2 separate regions of the Mus musculus genome follow, and region 2 is linked to region 1. A link is a loop called in an ENCODE intact Hi-C map of the cell type or tissue named here. Cell type or tissue: gastrocnemius. All regions are shown on one strand. Links, peaks and the distances in the headings refer to the core of each region. The heading gives the core; the rest is flanking DNA.

What was found. A loop is a pair of places that touch in the nucleus more often than their neighbours do. Peaks named below come from ENCODE experiments on the same cell type or tissue, not always from the same donor. Only the 100,000 strongest peaks of a DNase experiment are listed, where the experiment ranks them.
Region 2: it touches region 1 in a loop (3.0-fold over the local background); 2 of 42 quality-filtered maps call a loop at or near these places.

Annotation. Positions count from the first base shown.
Region 1 is chr14:58,065,433-58,076,333 of GRCm38, reverse strand. Fgf9 (fibroblast growth factor 9) reads right to left here and starts at 3,648. Exons shown (of 3, transcript NM_013518.4): 1 at 3,002-3,648. The coding sequence starts at 3,278. In gastrocnemius, for the core only: a CTCF peak has its summit at 5,173; DNase peaks (open chromatin) are centred at 4,136, 4,750, 5,097, 5,614 and 4 more places; H3K4me3 peaks cover 4,486 bases; H3K27ac peaks cover 1,714 bases.
Region 2 is chr14:59,195,712-59,206,612 of GRCm38, reverse strand. Rcbtb1 (regulator of chromosome condensation (RCC1) and BTB (POZ) domain containing protein 1) reads right to left here and starts at 5,385. Exons shown (of 12, transcript NM_027764.2): 1 at 5,029-5,385. In gastrocnemius, for the core only: a CTCF peak has its summit at 5,475; a DNase peak (open chromatin) is centred at 5,418; H3K4me3 peaks cover 1,852 bases; H3K27ac peaks cover 1,690 bases.

The sequences.
Region 1 (10,901 bases), core at 1,866-9,865:
CACTGCTGTCACCCCGGGGGCCCGCTTCTCACTGCAACCGGATGAAAGACTTAAATAACCCTCCTTCCCCACCCCCACTGCGCACAGCCGCCCACTCAGCTCCATCCGAACGAGGGTGAGTGGCACCGCCAAGAACCAGGCGCGCCCTTCCCCCCGCGGCAGACACCGGGCCGACCTGCTATACTTGCACTGGGGGGTCCCCAGCATGGGCCGGGGCTTCCGCTTCCCTCCTACCAACACCCCCCCCCCCCACACACACACACACACACACTGTGCGGAACCAGAAAGTAGAGATGTCACTTCCTTGGCGACACATTCTCCAACCTCTAGGATCGGGGCGGGGTGAGGAGGTTGGGGCTTTTTGTTTGATAGTCTGGGTTCTGCGGCGGGCGGTACCTGCAGTCCTTCTTCGCTGACCCCTGAACGCGCGCGCTCCCCGCCCTTGCATCCTAGCACAGATACTCAGTATCTGATGTATCAAGTGCGCGTGGCAAACGTCCTATCTTAAAGGTGACTACTGCATTTTTAAAAAGAAAGAAAGAAAAGCTGGGAGGTGGGGGCGAAGGTACGTGGAGGGGTCCGAAGTGTGAGGGCTATCCAGTGACCTGGGCCCAGTTCTGAAGCACCCCGGGTTGGGACCGGGAAATGCACACAATAAAGGTGGCTTTGGCTGGCCGCAGCGCCCCTGCAGCCCTGCGCTCCGAGTGCAGCCGGCCTTCTGCTCCTGTGAGACTAGATCCGGATGCCTTCCCTAGGCTAGTGGTTAACAATAGCATGCCACCCCCTGCACCGCCTGCGAGGCCCTTTGTCACCCCCACCCCCACCCCTGCTACTGTGGCCTCGCCTGGCCAGGGGCCCCCGACCCACCTCCCAGACCCAGCGGAGCCCTAGGACTCTCCCAAACCCTGCTGCGCGCTTCAGAAAGAAGGGGGTGACCCTGCGTGAGACCGCAAAGCTCAGTTCCAACCTCCAGTCTGTCCTCGTCCCCGCCACCAACTCTCCGGCTGCGGTGCGCACCTCCAGCGGTTCCCACACCGCACACCACCACCGCGCTTCCTCGGGCGGCGGCTGTCAGCGCCACCAGACCCGCACTCACACACAAAGAGAAAGCAAGGGGACTGGACAGGGGCAAAAAAGAAAAGTCGGACACCCGACACGCGACCAGAAAGGTGTCGGTCCCTGTCCTCCCTCCCCTGAACCCCAGCGGTCCCCGCAGTACGGAGGGGCGCACAGGAGCACCGTGGAAAGGGAGTTAGAACCCGAGCGCTCTTAGGACCGCGCGGAACGAGAGCGACGCGGGGCCGGGGGCTGAGCCCGCACCTGCCGGCCCGGAGCGCGGGAGGACCGGGCTCCAGCTGCCCCGGGCATCAAGCGGGCTGCCCGGGCATCAAGCTGGCTGCCCTGAACCCTAGGACACTCGATCCCCGCCGCCACCGGCCTCCCGCTGCTTGGCTTGCTCCAGAAACCCGGCTCCGTAGCAGTCCTTAAGGTGGCCAACTAGACAAGCACTCCAGTAAAGTTTAGTCTTCCCTAGCGACAGGCAGGCAGCAGCGGCGTTTACTTACGGGGTGGTGGGAAGATAGTTAGGTTAATCAGGTTAGCATTCGAAGGAATAATCGCAGCAATGAGCTACACTTTCTGTTTTTAAGCAGCGAGGGGGACACAAGTCAAGTGGGGAAAATTGACTGGGTTCACTTTTGAGCCCAGCCTCAGTAGTGAGCCAAGGGGGAAACCCTGGGCCTCAAGAATCTAGACTATCTTCATCCAGGCCTGGACCCTCCTCACCTCCCGGCAACATCCACAGACCATGAAGCTAAACACCTAGTTTAGATTTCGTTCAACATCTGGCATTAAGGCATGAGGAAGAAAAATCACCACAGGACTTGGTTTTACGACCTAGTCTAAGTGTTGTCAGGTGGGTTCACTCAGGAGTTAACTCCTTCCAACAGTCTGGTTGCCCAAACTGTGGATTTATTTTTTCTTTTTTTTAAATAAGGGGAAAAACCTAGATTCCACACACCCCGCCCCCGCCCCAACGCCAGGCAGAACTGTGTTCGCTGACTTAGCACTGCACCACTGAAGGTGCCCCGCCAGGCACGTGTGTGGAGGCACGAAAGTGGGCAGAGTCCCCACCTGAGTCTGCAGCCTTCGGTGCTGAGTCACAAGTACCCTGCTCGGAACGTGAAATCTTCGGAATGCCCTTTAAAATGAGCCTGCAGCTTTTGCAAGCGCACGCAAACACTCACACCAGAAAGCCACTCAGGAAACCCACACAAGGCTACACGCTGTGGAAATTAAAAAGCGGAGGTTGGGAACCAACGGATGGAAGAGCCGGCACCCCTAGTGGGATTTCCGCCCCCACTCGGGTCAGTTTCCCCAGGGGCTTCTGCCCCGGATGTTTCGGATCTAAAACACGACTTCAGTGCTTCCCCCAGATCACCCAGCAATCTTTGCCTGAGAGATTTCAGACCAGCCACCGGGAATAAACGACACGCTTAATTTACAATTCAGGCAGAATGCTTATTAGAGGAAAAGGGAAGGGAGAAAAAAAAACTTAATTTGAGCAAGATACCAGCTACCTACAGGAAACTGGATGCAGTTTAAAGTTCTTAGTGGTTAAAGCTTTAAACTAATGGAAATGGGTCCGTTTAAAAAGAAACTTCTTAAACCTTATCGTCTCACATATCAAATGAAAAAACTTGGGCTTTGGGTTATATTCATACTCACACTCACACACCCTCCTTTAAGAAAAATAAAGAAGAAGAAAAAGAAAAGAAGGGCCTTCTGAGGGTGAAGTTGCACCAATGCCAGACGCAGATCTGCAATTCCGGAGGCTTTTTCCCCTCCCTGGGCTGGCAAGATACTCAAAGATGTGGGGGGCAGGGGTTATGAATATGAGAATATAGCCCTTCGAGCATCCCCGCCTAACCACCACCTTTCTGGTAGTTAATAATCTGACCGTGTCAGCGCGTGGACAGTGAGGGGTTAAAGGCATACCTACCGAAGCGGCTGTGGTCTTTCCTGGTTCCCTGGATAGTACCGTTGGGGAAGATCTCTAAATGAAATCCAGTCCTGCAGTACAGCTGCCTCCGCCTGAGAATCCCCTTTAAATGATCCAAGTCCGTGACTGCGGGGCCCCGGGGCAGCCCCCCTGCTTCGGACTGACCCAGGTGGTCACTTAGCAACACCGGACTGTCCACCGGCAACACCGGTACGTTCCCGAACGGTACCGCGTCCTGCACACCGAAATAGCTCCCAACTTCACCTAAGGGAGCCATCAGAGGACTCGGCTTTTAAGCACAAGAATAAACAATAATGATGGTATCAACCAGGAGACACTAGGCGAGGTATATCCAACTCCCCTCCCTTGCCGCAGTTGCAGACAGAGAGGGAAAAAGGGTTCTTTTCTTCAATCCATCCGATGCATAAATAAAAGTAATCGGCTGTTTCTCTGGCACAGGTTCAAGGTCAAACCACTGATAGTCTAAGAAGCCACCACTTTATACTCACACACTGACATTGATCAACACAGCTATGCATCGCTACATATGGAGCCTCGACTCTCAGCAGGCAGAAAGGTCTTCATCCCATCCGACCGTAATAAGGGAAAAAAATCCGTAGTTTCTCCATTTGCTTAGAGATCAGAATGACCATAGCAACGTAAGTGCCTGGGCGATATTACAGGGATTTTTAAGATGCTCGGGCTACGTCAGAATTTACGGATCCTGACTCCAGAAAGGCATGCGCTGTTTTTACTCTCTAACCGACTCTGCAGACATCAGCATGAATCCTTCAAGGGGAAAAAAAAAATCTCACGTTGGCGGCGGCGACAAATCTCTCCTCCCAGTCCCTCCTCCAAAAAATAAAGATAATATAACAAAAAGAAGGGGGAAAAAACTTTCGGCGTCCAAAGCTAGTATCCAGAACGCTGCAGAGGCTCTGCGGAGGTCCAGCGGCTTGCAGTGAGGCGAGCGGCAAGCGGCGGGCGAGGACCGCGTCCCGGAGCTCGCGTGCTGCCCGGGCTGCCGCGAACAGGTGTCGCCGCGCGGGCCGCGCAGCGCCGTGGCCGCGGAGCGCTCCTCCTGCGCAGCCCCCGCCGGCGCGCAGAGTGGCGCAGGCGGCGGCATTGGGCCGGGTTTAAGGTAGCGCGGCGGCCGCCCCGCTCCGCCCGGTCCTAGCGCCCGCCCTGACGCTCGAGCCGCTCTGCCGCAGGCCGGGCACAGGCGGGCAGAGCGCGGGACTTCTCCGGGAGGACGACCTAGGAAACCCGGCTTTAGAGACGCCGGAGACGCGGTGCCAGAGACGGGAAGCAGCAGCCCGAAGACATTCGGCCACAAGAAATCTAGCTTGCTAGAGACGCAGGGTCAGAGGGGAACTGAGAAAGCAGTTTTCGCGCGGACTCTGTAACCTTGCGTCGCATTATAAAATAGACTGGGAGGGAAGGGTTGGTGTAGGGAGCTTGGTTGGACAGGGCAGTTTCTCTTTCATTCTACAGCCAGACTTACAGACGCGCAAACAATATTGCAGGTAAGACAGTTGGGTGTGAGTCAGATTCTTCTCTCTCTCTCTCCCTCTCTCTCACTCTCTCTCTCTCTCTCTCCCTCACACACACACACACACACACACACACACACACACACACACACACACAAAACACACACACTGGTGGGCCCACACTCGGGTTTGTTAAGGGAATTCTGGTTCGCATCTTTGAGTTGTTCGGGTCCTGCCTCCCCCCAGGTTCCCGCGGCTAGGAGCAAAGGGCACCCAGGGCGCCTGAAAACAGCCCCTGTCCTTGAGTTCGACTCACGCCCCAGATCTGAGTGTGCGTCTTCAGGGAGAAGGTTCCAATGAGTTCTCTCTCGCCCCCAAACAAAGCTACTCAGGACGGGCTTTGCCACCTTGAGCTCTACTTTGCCTGGAAGTGAAAGGCTCGAGTTCCAGGGTTGCTCCATGGCCCGAAGCTCTCTGCATAGCCTAAGAGCCAGACAGGAGCCGCCGGCTGGGCACGGGCGCTGTTCGCTGCTCAGGGCTCGCTCGCTGCCGCGGGTGACTTGGAAGCCGGAGCTCTGGTCCCGGGCCAGGGCTTTTGCTCGAGGCCAGCAGCCTTTGAGCCCAGCCCCATGCAGGGACAAAGAAACGCACTGCCCAGGGCAGCCAGGGGCAGGGGCCGCCGGTGGCGCTGTACGCGCCCAGCCACCAGCCAGCACCCCGATCCGCTGAGCGCGGCGTCCCCAACACAAGCACTGTCTCCGCAGCCCGCCCGAAGGCCTGGTCGTCGCCCCCCCCCGCCCCCCCCCCCCCACGCTCCTCTTTGTTCACATTGTCTTAGACTCTCGGGTCAAGATGGTGAAAGTTGCTAAGACTTGAGCGCAGCTCCCGACGGCGTGCGAGAGGGAAGCAAAGTCCAAAGACCAGAGCCCTGCAGTAGAGAAGCAAATAAAAGGCTTTTTTCTGGGGGAGAAGTCAGCCTATGGCGGCGAAGCCCTGGGGCTGGCCCTACTCCGACCAGAGGGTTTCGCCCCAAAGACGGAGGAAGCAATGAATTTGCAGATTTCGCTGGCGTTGGAGGTGCCCATCCCTGGAGCGACCTTCCCCTGCCCCCGGGATTAGAAAGCGTGCTCCCGCAAGGCCCCAAGGGAAAAGAGTGGGGCCAGGTGACCCTCCCCTCTGTCCACTCCCACACCTCTTTGCCGCAGTCTGGGGTCATCGGGAGTCCGGGCACTGGCTTCTTGAGTCTGGCTTACAAGTTTCCACTGCAGAAGAACCCTGCTGTGTGGTATTTACAGCAGTCTCATCCACGGTGTTAGAGAGCAGGCTGTAACGCTAACTGCCTAGTGGCAGATACAAGAAACTGGGAGGAAGTGACACTTCTCATAAACCATTAGAGTAGCTCGCATTAATCACCCCAAGTCGCCAAGGGCCGTGGATTAAGCAGGGGCGCTGCCTTTGTACCCTTTGGGTACAAAGTGCCAGGTTGATTTTTTTTTTTTTTTTTTTTTAATGGTAGAAGCGATCGAGAGAATGAAATGCAGACAGGAAGGCACTTTGTAAAAGGATGGAGAACAGGGCGCAGACATTTCCTCCAAGGCAGTTTTTCCACCAACTGTCTCCAACCAAGTCTTTTCGGTCTGAATTTAGCCTCTTAGCCTATGAGCAGAGATCATTTCCGCCTTTGAGTCTTGAAGCATCCTGTCCCTTTAAAAGTGATGCAGCAGTAGGAGAGAGTAAAGTAGCTGACCCAGCACTTTTGTTGGTAGAAACTGCAAGCAGCCCTTCGCATCTCATTCCCACTACAGTTAGTTTAGCTCCTTTCATCTGCATCCCTAACTCTGCCTGCAAGCTGCTTTCCTGACTCCCTGCCTCTTTGCTTGCCCATCAGGTTTCTTTGCTACTTACATTTGGTCCTTTCCCTACACAGTGATAGAAACGATGACCTTGCTGTTTCCCTGACCTTATAACGTTTCTTTCCAAGCAGTCAACGGGCTCCCATGGCAAAAGGTTTCAGGATTACTTCAGAGCTATACCATAACTACAGACTCCCCACATTCAGCTTGTAGGATGTTTTTACCAATACTCTTCAATGACTTACAACAAGATGGTGGCTTTGCTTTCTAGACACACATGGTACAACTAACTAACTGGCTTCATTACACCTGCCTGGATGACTGACTTTAAGAGAAAAAAAAAAATGCACATGAAGCAGGCATAGACAATAGACGCTCAAGCCAGCTGCCCTCGCCATATCCTTCCTCTTTGTATAGCCCTTAGTGCATTTCTGCACATTGGGGTATTCAGTAGATTCTAGTGGATCCCAATCCCCAAATTCTCTAATGCTGTCTCTCCTCCAATGCCTTAATCCTCTCGTTTCTCATTTTCCCCCTTTACCTGTGTTTTCTATCAGGATATCATTTGTCTTTTCTGCTATCACGTTAGTGCATGGACCCAGTCTGGGATAAACAATGGGATGTCAGGGAGCCTATAACAAGGAATAAATGCCCCAAGCATCCACAGATCTGCATCATGGCATCCAACATTCTACCTATGCTCACTGTGGTAAACAATGTTCCCCCCACTTCGTGGGTCCCCATGAGTTGCTGTGCACCCTGGCTTAGATACACATATATAAACATGACCATAAGTCTTCCACACATTTGAAGCAGCCATTAGTTCTCTTCACCTGCCCTTCTTTTGTCCATTAATTGGTGTGTCCTTTGTACATATGTACACTCGAGCGCGCGCGCGGGCGCGCGCGCACACACACACACACACACACACACACAACCAATCAGCACAGAATCCTTCCATTCCCTTCCAGTAACAATGGCTGTGTAACCAGGTCACAGCCCTCCATTTTCTATTCCCTCCATTCTCCCAACCCCACCCATACCCTTCAAGCTACTAATGGCACTGGGTGAAAGGGGAATGGTTTGGGTTCCCAGGCTGACCTCATGGAAAAGTTTCAACTTGGTAGGCATGGAACCATTGCAGGGAGGCCTGGCTTGCTTCCAGAGCTGCAGACATTCCAAATACTTTTGTGCTTTAGCCATTTTATTCTCAAAACTGACTTCGTGGTTACTCTCAAAACTGATTTCATGATGTGAATGCTATTTTGTTGCATTTTTCCAATGAGAAGATTGTGGTTTGTGAAGACTAAGTAACACACCCATCACCCCATTGCTAACAAATGGTGAAGTCAAGTTCGTACACCTCAGAGCTACATGGCACAACAATGCCATGTATTATAAGAGACACACTCTTGCAGAACATTTGATGGCACATACCTATACTCCAGCCCTCAGGAAGCTGAGGCTGGGCATTGAAAGTTCAAAGCCACCCTGTCCTATACAGCAAAACCTACCTCAAAAACAACCAAAAGTAATCTGGCAAGTGTGTTTTTACCAAATAAATATTCATGAGTAAATAATTAGCACATGTACTTAACAGCCTGTGGTTCTGAGTATGTAACACAGTTAGATACATTCTATAGACCCCAGGTAGGGAAAGGACAAAAAAATAAAAGAGCACAAGAAGCATATGAAGAAAGGTTTTTAAATCTCCCTATAGACACAAAACATTTTTGAACAAATTAAAAGATATAAATAATATTTCTAAATAGAAACAATCTCAATTTTGAAAATATATAATCCTTCCTAGAGTAATTTAAAAGCTTAGCATGATTACGGTAAGAGTAGTATCAAATTCTCTTATTAGCTACATTGATGCTAAAGATAATCTAAAAGAAAATTCACTTTACACATTTTTTACCAAGAAAAATTGAGAGATTAACTGACTATAACTATAAGTACCCTACAATAATTTCAAATATCTTTAAATTCCAGTAGATAAAACAGAATTATAATATAAATAACCAGATAGGACAACAATAGTCTACACATTTTTTAATCTGAGTACATAGTTGAATTTAATATAAGATAACTAATAAGGAAAATAAACTAGTGAGTTCTGAGGGAAGGGAAGGGGGAAGACGTGAGTTTTCCTTCACACTTGAAATGAGGTCAGAGCTCAAGTGGCGCTCAAGTGTAAATTTAAATTGTCACAAGTGCTAAAGGAAACAATGGAGACCTTCCTTTACACTCTGAATGGTAAAAGCCTTTCTAATTGCAATCCAGAGTTCAAATGCCTGAAAAAAAGAATGTTGAAAAATGCAACCACACACACACACACACACACACACACACACACACACACACAAGTAGCTGCAGAGGAGGAAACAAAATTCAAAAGAATGAAAGGTAAAATAAAATAAACTTTGTATATCAAGTTGAAGACTAATTTTCCTGTCTATGAGCAGCCTGTAATTGATTAGGGAACACACAGCCTCTGCTGGACATGGTGGCACATGACTGGAATCCCAGCACTGGGGAAGTGGAGGCAGGGGGTCAGGAGTTCAAGGCCAAACATAGCCAGTTCAAGACCAGCTGGCTAGAGGAGACCCTTTTTCTTTTTCTTTTTCTTTTCCTTTTTCTTTTTCTTTTTCTTTTTCTCTTTTTAAAGCTTTATTTATTATTATATGTAAGTATACTGTAGCTGTCCTCAGATGCACCAGAAGAGGGCATCAGATCTCATTACAGATAGTTGTGAGCCACCATGTGGTTGCTGGGATTTGAACTCAGGACGTTCAGAAGAGCGTGTTCTTAACCACTGAGCCATCTCTCCAGCCCCAAGAGACCCTTTTTCAAAAACCTAAATTATAATAGAAATGGCGATGATGATGATAGTGATGATGATGATGATGGTGATGCTGCTGATAGTGATTAAAATAATAATAACAACAATAATGGTCTGATGTCTAGTCTGATATGTGAGCCTGGACATCATCACTCCTGTCCACAAAGAAAAAAAGCTGAACAGACTGAAAAATCAAGAACTCATCTTGAATACTTAGAGAATTGAGGTCATGAGGCAAATTGCTGGAGAGCCAGGCAGACATCAAGTCACTGCTTCCAAAGCAGAGGAGAGCGGCAGCAGCCACACCTGGAGCCCAGTGAGTACCGTTACTTCAAGTTATAATTTCTGAAGGTTCGGTGTGCGTAAGTGTGAGAGTTTAAAAAAAATCCCAGGGGCACACTCTCAGAGGACCCTCCCCCCTTTCCTGTAACTCAGATGACCCTCCCCCCTTCCCCAAGTTTATTTCCAGAAGTTTTCTCAGGTTCCCACTGTGAAGACCTGAAAAAGAATCCCTCCTACTTGCTTTGGAAGAGAGAGTACCGTTTTGGAATACACTCAGAGCTCCATTTTCCTGATCCCAAGGAAACTGTTTTTACCCCCAGCCTGTCTAAGTGGGAGGAGAGATACCCAACTCCAACATCTCCTGCCTTCAAAATGCCACTGATTAACAGACCAACCTAACCATAGTAATGCTTAGCGCATCCCTCCTCCATACCTGCCATGGTTGTCATTATCAATTTGACACAATCCAGAATCACCTGTGAAGGAGTCTTGATGAAGGATTATCTACATTCAATTAGCATGTGGGGTTGTCCTGATTAGGTTAATTCTTGTGGGAAAGCCCAGACTAAAAGAGGGAGACACTGTTCCCCGTGTTTGGGTCCCAAACTGCACAAAAGAGAGACTATCAACTGAGCATGGACGTGTTTGCATCCTCTCTACACTAGATACTCTCTCTCTCTCTCTCTCTCTCTCTCTCTCTCTCTCTCTCTCTTTCTTTGTGTGTGTGTGTGTGTGTGTGTGTGTGTGTGTGTGTGTGTGTGTGTGCATGTGTGTGTAGTTGCTTTATGTTCCTGCTGCCCTGGCTTCTTTGCTATGATGGACTGTGACCTGGAATTGTGAACTAAATAAACCCTTTCTCTGCTAAGTTGCTTTTGTCAGAGTATTTAATCACAGCAACAGAAACAAAACTAAGGCCCTGCTTTTCTGCAGGGGTAAAAACACTGAAAAGTACTGGAGAGGAAAGGACGGCAAGATTTAGGTCTTATATTAAATGATTTCTAGCTGAGGCATATTAATAATGTTTAAAACATAAAAAAGGCAGCCCACCGTCTGCATGATGCAGTTACATCACTTCTCAACCCCAGCAAATGCTAAGCAGTGTTCAATAACGACCGTGGAGTCTGGAGCTGGTTAGACTAGCAGTTTTGCCCTTCCCAGTACATCCTTCCAGTAGTTAACCTCAAAGAAAAGTCTTCATCCTTGTTTCCTCCATTCTCAGTTTTCCCCAACTTAAGCTTAATCTCCACTCAGGCTCCACTGGAATATCTTATTGGTATCTGCTTCATTTGTCTCCAACTCTGTGTGTTATATTAGCGCTGTTAATGAGGTCCAAAAGCTTAACAACACTTCTGTCTAGATGTGAAATGTCCTCATAAACAGGGACTTGCTTACCAGAAGGAAGGAAGTGCTGCTTCCATGGGAGGCCA
Region 2 (10,901 bases), core at 1,485-9,484, 1.1 Mb before region 1:
CAGCATGGGGTATTGCGTATATAATCATATAAATATACTAATTTACTTTAAGTTTAAGTGTACACACACACACACACACACACACACACAAACACACGGAGGCCAGAGGTCAAGCTCAGGTGTCTTCCTCTGTCTTATTTTCTGAGATTGTCTCTCACTAAACTTGGAATTCACTGACTGGCTAGACCGTCTGGGGCCAGCCTGCAGGATCCCCGCCTCCACCTCTGAGCAACAGGACCAATGACCAACACAATCCCAGTCACAGTCTGCTCCAGGAAATGCTTTCTCAGCAACACAAGTGACGCATTCAGCCCGAATTATCAATTTTTGTTATGTGTTTGGTTTTTTTGGAGACAATAAACAAAGGGAAGAGCAGAGAAAGGTCCAGCAGAAGTAGAAGTTTCACCTTTCACCCACTCAGTCCTTAGCCACTAAGACCAGACCGTGCCTCCTTGCCCATTAGCATTGCAGATCAATAACCCGCTCTCCAGTCCGGCCTTTCCTAGCTATTGTGCTCTCTTCTCTCTCAGAGAGCCTGTGGCGTACAGAGGAAAGATTATTTTATACTCTCAAAGGTAAATTCAGGGAGTATAAACGCAGACCTTCCAAATTTAGAACTGATGGCTAAAGGAGCCATGAGTGAGTCTTCTGAGGCTTCTTAAGACTCTGTTTATTTTACTTTCCCCTAGGAATTAAGATTAAGGTGAGATGGGGACATTTTTATTTTTTGACCTGGCAAAAACCATTCTAAAATGTGCTTACAGAGTTTTTAAAAACGGGAAATCGAGATCAATAGTACAAGAAAGTTTGTTTTTGATTAAACGATAGTCTCAATATTATAGAGCATTAACACTTTCCAGCTGACCTCTAAGTTTATGTCTTTAACAGACCTCAGAGCTCCTCTCCCAGGCTAACCAGAGTGTATCTAGAACAAAGGGACTGATGGCACCAACAGGATTTTCTCCCTCCGAATAGCTCTTCTCCTGACCTGAAAGGAAAAGAAAATAAAGCCAGCCAGTACCAACAATCTAAGCAGTGTTTTGTGGTCGGGGGAGCAGGAAGGAGTCTGTAGCATTCTCTAGCATGAAACGGCCGGGTGGTGAGGGCACAGGACTCCAGAGGCCCACTATCCCCAGCATCTGCTCTGCAGCCACCCTTGTACAGGTGGCCTGAGCTGTGTCTGATGCTGCTGCAGTGTGAGACACATAGGACTTCTAAATTTCAAATTGTGTTTAACTCGCCACTTGAAGATAGATCCCTATTAGGAGCAATGAATGTCTTTTATAAACTGGATGGGATCTGATTTTAGTCGTTGGTTTAAGAAGTGGAGCTGCCTTACAGCTTAGTTCTTTTTGTAGCTCGTGAGCTATGGATAAAGTCTAAGATGCCTCTCACACACACAAAACCAACACAAAATAATAACGTGAACTCAATTAATAGTGTAGCTCACTAATTCCTCCGCAATCACCATAGATACCAATAATGCTTCAGACACTGTAAAGAGCAATGCAATCACGGCCTCTGCCCTCTGAAGGTCAAACGGTCTGACAGGGATTCTTATCCCAAGTGGAAACCTTAAATGCAAAAACCATACTGGACTAAGGAAAAGACGAGACAGCATGCAAGTACACAATTCATGTGACGCAATCATGTGCTAAGTCATAAAATAATGACAATTATATGAAAACTGCTCATCACAGAAAAGCTGTCATGTGGAATTCGAGAGCTCAAATGCTCAGGGTCCTAGTAATAATAAAGTGTAAGTGTTTCCTTAAAAAAAAAAAAAAAGCCACCATATTCTTTCCAGAGCAAGCATCTTTTACTTTCTTCTTTTTATGTCAGCCTTCTGCACACTGGGTTGATGGGAATGTGCTACCCTGTACAGCTCTAAGAGCCCATTTGTGCATAAAAGACTTCAGGATATAGTCATCTTCTCTATTTTTCAGTTCACTGTATCTGTATTCTAGGAAAACTTTCAAATAAAGGGGTCCTAAGGCTTCGGGTAAAGCTTTTTGAGTACAACTTTGTAACTATCATCCATCTGTGTTACAACAAAAGATCCAGAAATCCTTTGGCTTACCACAGAGCCTCTCCTCCCATACCTACTCTGGTGGGCTTCTAGATACCGAGATGCTAACCTTCCTGATTAGCCTGGCAGTACAGTTTGCAGGCCCAGACAAGTCTCTAAGACAGATCAGCCTCAGAGCTTTTAGACTAGGAACACACTTCAGAGCTTCTTCACTCATTCAATGTCAAAAGGGCTACAAATACAGTACAGTTTCAAACATTTGCTGAGACACTAATTCTATCACTGTCCCAACTGCTACCACAACTTACAGAACTGGAAAAAGATAGCATGCCCTGAACTGGGACAAGACTTAAGTCTATAAACACTGCATGCTGTCTTCATCAGACACAGCTAAGGCCACCGGTACAGAGGTCACTGAATATCAGCCTCACAGCTTCATGTGCAGACACCATGACTACTTGCTGTCCTAGAATTTCCCAACCCTGACATGTCGAAGTCATCGTTTAAGAGGAGAATGGAAGGTGCTATAGCTGTCCTTCCTTGAGAGCCAGAAATTATTTGACTTGAAATACAACCTACAGTAATGGCCCCTGGGAGCATTTCTTCAGCCCTGTCACCCAAGGGGCTGCTTTTATATCACTGTCTGTACGTTTCTGGCAATTTTACAACGGAGTATCTGACATTTCATTGTTATAAGAGCTGATACTGAAATCATGTGCTCTGGTTGAGAAACAAACCACCCAAGTGTCTATAGGATTAGCAGGAGAAAACAAATCCTGTGATATGGACTATGACAAAAGATACTTCTCTTTAATTCCAGCACCAAGGAGACAGAGGCAGGAGGACCTGTATGAGTTCAAGGCTAGTACGGCCTACATGGCCAGTTCTAGGCCAGCCAAGGCTACATAGTGAGACCTTGTCCTAAAAACAAAGAAACAAACAAAACAAAACAAAACAAAACAAAAAAGGTAAGACAGAGCCCAGAAGTTAAACACCATTGTCTAGATTCTACAGTCTAGAGGTACATTCTGATCTCAGAATTCTCTCCCCCAGGAAAGAGGTCTTTCTTTCTGTTGTTTTTAAAGCTCTGGTCTGAAGTGGAACAGGAAGCTGCCCAGAGTACTCGTAGGAAAGCTAACCTTTTGTTTGTCCATTTCTAAAGTGACAAACACATTAGAAATGACATTTTGCTTAAGATTCCTTCTCTCATATGTGCTTATGGAAGATCTAACATCTTTTGAAAACCAAGGATTTAAACTATAAGCATGATGCTAACTTCATCAAAGGACAAACCACACAGGGAGAACATGGCACCTTCGTAATTCAAATAATATCACCAAGTGTTAATATCAGTAACATAACCTCATCAGTAATAACCAAAGACATAGAAGGAAGTAAGTTTTATATTTAGTCAGTTACACAGTCTTCACTTTAATTTAGTATATTTCTCTGTGATATAAGATTTAAAAATGTGTCACCAAAGCATGCCACTAGTCAAGTTGACAAGAAGTTTGTGCTCAGGGTTCATTATTGGGACTCTCTGTCCCCACAACTTTTTCTCGTGTATCAAAAAGTTATCCCAGCTAACAGTTGGACACATGAAGTGTTCATGTTCACAAACTACAGACTTTCCTAACATCTTCAGAGGTTTCAGAAAAGACCTTCTCAAATGAACTCCAGTACGTGAGTGTGATAAAGTCTATCTACTACTCCCAGAATACAACAGTAGCCTAGTTATTTGAACTGATATTCAGTATCTAAATTCTAGAATCAAGCAGATTTTGGTAGCTTCAGTGCCCAAACTTTTGCTAGTGGCTTTTTCTTACAATCTGAAATCTTACTGTGGAAACTCTGGAACTCCTCAAATTTCCAAAGTATATAGAACTCACACTCTAAAATATAAGATGTTTTCTCTAGGTGTAAAATTACAGATTATGTACATTCTTCTTTATATTTATTTATATTTTCTAAATTTTTCTTCACTCTTAGCTTGTAAATGTTTTGCTTGTTATCAAGACAGGATTTCTCTGTGTAGCTCTGATGGTCCTGGAACTCGATCTGTAGACTTCTTATAAACCGTATATTGTGGCCTAGATATACTTGAAAACTTGAAATTTTTCGTCTATATTGTGAGCCAAATTACATAGTAGATTAATTAACTGACATGTTAGGAAATCTATTCTAGTTAAAGTCCAGCAGTTTTTATCACATCTCTGGATACATATAAGGTAATGTACTGTCTTAAAATTTTTTAACTATAGATCCTAGTTAAGAAAGAAAATGTATTTCAATGTCTTGTCAGGCCTGTAAACGCATGAAGGCCCAACCTTTGTTTCATATGCTTCCTTTTAAGTACCAAATGCAGAAAGAGCAATTCAATTGCATGACTCTCGGATAAAGACCCCAGACTTCTCACTTTCTGGTACACACAGGCACTCAGTTTAAAACCTTAGAACACAAAATTTAAGCTACGAGCTTCATAGCTTTGGTTTCCTGTATATGTTCTGAGATTCGTAGAACTTAACACTTCGGATCATAAGACTTAAAAATCACAGAAGAAACACTTCAAAGATTAACGCATCACTTCCTCTTCAATAGGCACAAAGAGGGGGAAAGGAAAAAAAAAAAAAAAAACCCGCCCCGAAGTACTGGTATTCACACAATGGAGTAAAACCCAGGCCACAGAAGAAGAGAACCTAAATCCTGTTGTGATTTAAATTGAAGTCAAAATTTAAAAGACACTCTAAACTCCCGTAAGGGTCCCGTAAGCATCATCTCATGCCTGCCAGCATTTCTTGCTTTTGATGCTACGCCCGCTACAGCGCACGCCAGTCTCAGAAACTCCGATTGTTTTGCCCACCACGAGCTTTAATCCTCGTAGCAGTAACGGGGCAGAGGCGAGGGAGACTATGAATGTTTCTAAAAGCAAGCTGTATTGTCTTATAAAACTGCAACCCTCGGCTTCGGCGCTCTGCAGCAGTCAGCCTCCCACCGCTAACCTGCGTGCTCCGGGTTCCTCCCCCGCAGGGCGGACAGCGCAGCTCCTCAGAGGCAGGCCGCGGGCAACGCCACGTACTCGGCTCGCCGCACACCTGGGGGAAGCGCCCGCAAGACGGAATCCGCGGGTGCCCGGTGCGGGGTGCGCGTCGCCGGGGAGTCGCGAACGCGCCTGGTGCGCACGGCCCTCGGGAGGGCGCGGACTCAGCAGCCAGCGGCCGAACAAGGCCCTGTCCGGCTCGCCTGCTCGCTCGCCCGCACCGCCGCCCTGCAGCGCTCTACCTGTCAGGCCGCCCGGCCAGGCCCTGACTCCGCTGCGCCGCCGCCGCCTTAGCCGTAGCCGGCTCCTCCCCCCCAAAACCGGGAGCGAGCACAAGCGCCCGGGCCGCCGGTCACGTGGGCGGGTCGCGTCACGTGACACCGGAGCGCCCCGCGCAGCGCGCGCCCTCTGTCTGCTCAGGTTCCCGCTCGGGTTTGGTTGTAGACCGGGCTGCTGGCGCAGCGCAGGGGCGCCGTAGTGGCTCCCGCGAGGACCGGAAGGCGAAGGCGTCCCAGGATGGCAGCAGAGCGTGGCCTTCCTCCCGCTCCGCCCATCCCAGGCCGCTGGTCTTCAGGACACGTGTCTCTGCCCGGTCCGAGGAAGGCCAGGACGCCTAGGTCAGGAGGGCAGAGGCAAGGCTGCTGAAAGCTCTCTCTCTGCCCAGAACTTTTCTTGTGTTAAGCGGGTACAACTGAGGTCCGGAAGGGAGCGGCCGCTTTGTGCTTTGTGCTTTGTGCGTCTATCAGAAGAAGCTTATCAGTTGTAAAGTCCCCTACCGCCCTAGGCTCTCCCATTTGGCACTAGAGACCAAAGTCTACACTTGGCACCCCAACATTCAAGCTATCTTGTTTAGACTCACCTTTCCCTTTTCAGGTCCCAGCGGTAAATACAAATCCCCTTTGTTTTCTGTTTACCACTAAGCAGATGCGGTCCAAAAACCTTTCTGTCAGCACATAGTAACTACAACGTGCTTCCCCCCTATAGAGAATTCTTGTTTCTCTTGAGTACTTTCGGTGGATTACATTTTTAAATATATATATATATACCTTAAATTGCTGTAGGCCTCTCAGGGTTTGTTCATTCTTTTGCCTTGATCTCAAATGTTCAGAATCACCATTTCCTTTCTCAAAGAAAAAACAGGAGGAAGAGGTTAAAAACAGATTTTACTTAGAAATTATTGCAATATAGAAATTGAGCCCTATTTTATACCCTAATGTTTCTTTCTGTTGTACTAGTCCCTGGGTAAAATCTGTTTTTACCAGTTTAATGACTCTGGCTCTGGTTTTTTTTTTTTTTTTCCTAACATTTCCCAAAATATTCATCGGTCTCTCATCTTTCAAAATTGAGGTCAGACACCATCTATTCTTCTTGCAGACTTAACATCTTCAGTTGTTGTAAAAGTTCATTGAGACAGCCTCAGCTACAACTACTCCTCTAGTTATAATACTACATACTCAAAACAGAAAATTCACAATGCAGGTAAATGTATTACTCTGCATCTAAGAGATTAAGTATCTATTGTTACCTGATCTCACATATTATGAACTCTTCATAACAGGGCTATATGGTCTTACTACAATAACTGAGAACTGACTAGACTCTCACTATCAGCCAATGGAAGAGCAACACCAAAAATATGGAAATTTGGTAGACTTGAGGGAGGATAGAAATGGAAAATTATGGGAACATAGGGAAGAAAGGAGTCCCTTACCACAGAGTCTTTCTGAAGCGTTTTGCAGCTGCAAATAGAGTACAATTAATGTTTGTGCTGAAGGTTGCCTACAGAGAGACAGTATTCCTTTTTTATGGAAATATTTTCTAGTAAGAAGGTTAGAATACCAATGAACTATAAGGTCTGAGTGTATCTGTCCTTAGAACACCACCTTACTTCTATCCCAGATGTTTTGTAGGATTCTTAAATGATAATCTTTCTGTGTGTCTCTGTCTGGTCTCTCTTTTGTCTCTCTCTGTCTCTCTGGTGAGACAGACTGTGTGTGTGTGTGTGTGTGTGTGTGTGTGTGTGTGTGTGTGAGAGAGAGAGAGAGAGAGAGAGAGAGAGAGAGAGGGAGAGACAGCACATGCAAATGTAGATGCATGCAGACTATGTGTGTGTGTGTGTGTGTGTGTGTGTGTGTGTGTGTGTGTACAAGCAAATGTAGATGCAGGCAGATTTCATTCGCAGTGAAATATTAACCTCTGTAAACATTGAAAACATCCACCTTCCCCACACATCCTTGTGATCTAGATCTTGTTTTTTACCTCTCAGCTGTAATTCTATCCACTGTAGCCCCATTTAATCTTCCTTAGGAGCCCTTGGAGATGCAACTTCAGAAGCCACCGACATCCATTATATACAACTATAACAAATTCAAAATATGGTGGGGATTAAAACAAGAAAAAAAGCATTATGATTAACATGAAAGAAGCCAGTTAGCAAAAGGCCTGGAAATCCCTCCCAGAAGCTGCAGGAAACAAAATGGAGCGTGCTGGAGAAAAGCCTTTGGGATGGCCTTCTGAGTGTGGGAGAAGGGTGAAGCTGTTTACATAACCTATGAGGGTCATGCTGTTGAGAACTGAGGGTGTTAGAGGACCAGCCCTGTCCCACCTCTCTAGATCCCTCCCTTTCTGAGGAGAGCCTTTCTCCTCTGTAATAGAACCTCTATTTCTATCATGTTTCTTCATTCTGTGTTATTTTGTTCTAGGAAACAGTAATGTGGAATTTGGGCAGGTGCCCCCAGACTCAGAGCCCCATCTGACAAAGATAATAACACGTTCTCTCTTGAGAAGCAGACACCCATGTGCTTGGCAGGACACTTCCATCTGTTCCAGCACTTCTTCATTAACCTTATGCTTAAATCTGTGTTAAAATCTCTTAAATGCCAGCTCTACCTCTTTGTAATTGAAGTTTTTAAGAATTTCATGCATAAGTATTGTATCTACATTATTTGTGCCCCTCCTCTTTCTGCCCTCTAGCTCCTCCCATGTTCCCCAGATTGCCTCTCAAATTATTGACTCTCTTCCCTCCTTCCCAACCCCCATCTTTGTATGAGCACTTGCAAATGTGCAGGCAGGTAGATGTCTTCGCACAACTGTGAAGGTCAGAGGACAGCTTGTAGTAATCAGTTTTTCCCTTTCACGATGTGGATACTGGGTATCAACCTCAGGCCATCAGACTTGGCAGCAGGACCCTTTACTGCTGAACATTTCAATGGTCTGTAAATCAGCTTTACCATCAACTATCCTTACACTGGCACAGCAGATTCAGGAACAGAGATGGCATAGCTATGAAGAGGATAGCCACACATGGACCTACTTCGTGATCTCTTACTCACCGATGTTAATCTAACAACTGCAAACTGCCACCAGCAGAGACCATTGCCAAGATTCTACGTAATATAAAGTGGGGAGGTAACACTTGAAAATAGCAACCAGCAAGATGGTGGCAAATTGATCATATTGGGCTCTTTACACTCAGGAGAGGGAAGCCATTTATTTTAGTAGGATAGGTGAGTATTTTTTTATGTTTGTTACTTCAGGATCTCAGCCAATAATACTATATTTAATTTTAAATTTTATTATTGTTCTGTATGTACACACACACACACACACACACACACACACCAGTCTATGTTTAGAGGTCAGAGGAAAACTTTGAAGAGCTAGCCCTCTTTCAACTAAGGGACCCAGGGATTGTGTTCACTTCATTAGGCTTGAACAATGTCATCAGTTTATGTTCTATTTGATTCACCAGTTTGATTCCACCTATCATTGCATCAGAACAAAGAACCTACTTAACAGCAAATGAGACAGCCTTGCTCACATTTCTACAGAAGCTAATGGACTGGTCACATGGTACACTACCTGGAATCCACTGACCTCATTAGCAACAAAGCAGCCAGCTGACAGCATGACAGAAGAGCCAGCTTGTAATGATCACCTGTGTTGGGTGACAGAGGTGGTCTAAACATTGACCATTGTATGGGGTTGTACCACCCCTCCCAAAGGAGCACACTGTGCAATGAGAGCACAAAAGCATGAAAGTGGTGATACCCCTACTTTCCACCAACCCCCATGCCCACTTGGGCACTTTAATCACATCTATAAAGCCACTGGTTCAAGGGTCTTCATATTCAATTGGGGATCATTTCAAAAGGGAATGCAGCAAGGGTCCTCATTAAAGGGTCCTCATTAATTGAAGCTATACCACTATTCAGACACTTAGAGTCCTTCATGCTAAGGACCAATTCCAGAGCCTGCCAGTCAATCAACACAGGAACTGAGAGACTGAGGATGATTACAGGAAAGGCAGAAAGAAGATACAAGAGACAGATATGGGGAAGGCTGCTGGTCAATACCATGCCAGCAACGAGTGTATTTTCTCAGTGTCTTATAAAAACAAGCAACTGAAAGTATAACCAATTCCAGGAAGTTTAACAATGACCACAAATGCTTACATGGTGCATTTATGTTACATAGTATCTATGTTTGATTAAGCCCATTTCCTTGAGGCTTGGATAATCTTTCAAGGACATATGTGTAAGTAGAGGAACTTAGCAGGCTATATAACACATGTCTTAACTAAAAACAAAAACAGTTGTCAGCAGACTCATTTATGATTAATCACGAGCAAGTAGTCAGCCAAAGTTAACTCTGGATGTGTTCCCTACATGTCCCCCTTTTATTTCTATACAAGCCAAAGCTATCTCAGCTACTGGCAGAGAAAGACTGTGCCTGTCTTAGGCATCCTCCTCAAGAGGTGAGGACCTTACTCATCATTGGTACATGAATCCTAGCATTCATGCCCTGTCTTAGGTTGATCCACCTCTGAGAGACTTACCCATCTTTTTTTATCAGTAAGAGGCACACACTTTATCAGTTGCAGAAAGTTGTGCCTGTCTTAGGTTGCCATCTTGAAAACGTAGCTCTTACCCATCATTGGCATGCAAATAATCTTGTATTCATAGCCTGTCTTAGGTTGAGAAGGTTTTCAAGACAATCTTACCAACTTCTGCTAGGGAAGACATTGCAGCTTGAATTTGTGTAACTTTGCTTTGACATCTGCAAGAGCTGTGATGATTCCTCTCAAAAGAACAGGTAATAGACATGCCATAAAAAGGACCATAGAGCCAAGTCTTGCTATGTCCAATAAGAGAGATGTAAACAAGTATAATGAAGGAAACTCAGCCTGTAAATTTTTAGAATATCATTTGCAATGCTGGCAGCATCAAAAGACAAAGGCTTTGCATTTTGTAATCTTACAACCTTCTTTGGCAGGGCTAATAAATCTAAAAGAATATTAGTATTGTGCCATGTACCTCAAAGGTGCCTTTTTACTCTGGTCCAATTATGCTGACTCTCATTATATATTTTGAAGTCATACACATCCATGCATATCGAGCATGACATTCCAAATTGCTTTTGGCTTTCATTACTTGTGCCTCATCTCCTATGATCTGTACTTTATCATCCAATGCATTGGTTCTTTGTTCTAGCTGTCTATCCAAATTCTCTTGTATGCTTAGTGCATTGGTTACATTTTCTGCAAGATGGTTAACTAGCTGTTTGTACCTCTTGTGCTAAAGCCAATGCAGAAGTAGTAGCACTGGCTATAAGTGTTATGAGAACAACAACACTGACAATGATCAACCCGACCATACATTTGCTCCTCACCAGAGCATGATCTAATTTTTCCAATATTTGTAAGCCCTTTTCAGAATACCGGGGTTCAGATAAATTTACAGGAATCACAATAAATGCTGGTTATGTACTACCATTACAGACTGGCCGTCATCCAGTGCAAAGTTACAATTGGACAAAAGACAATTAAAACAAGAA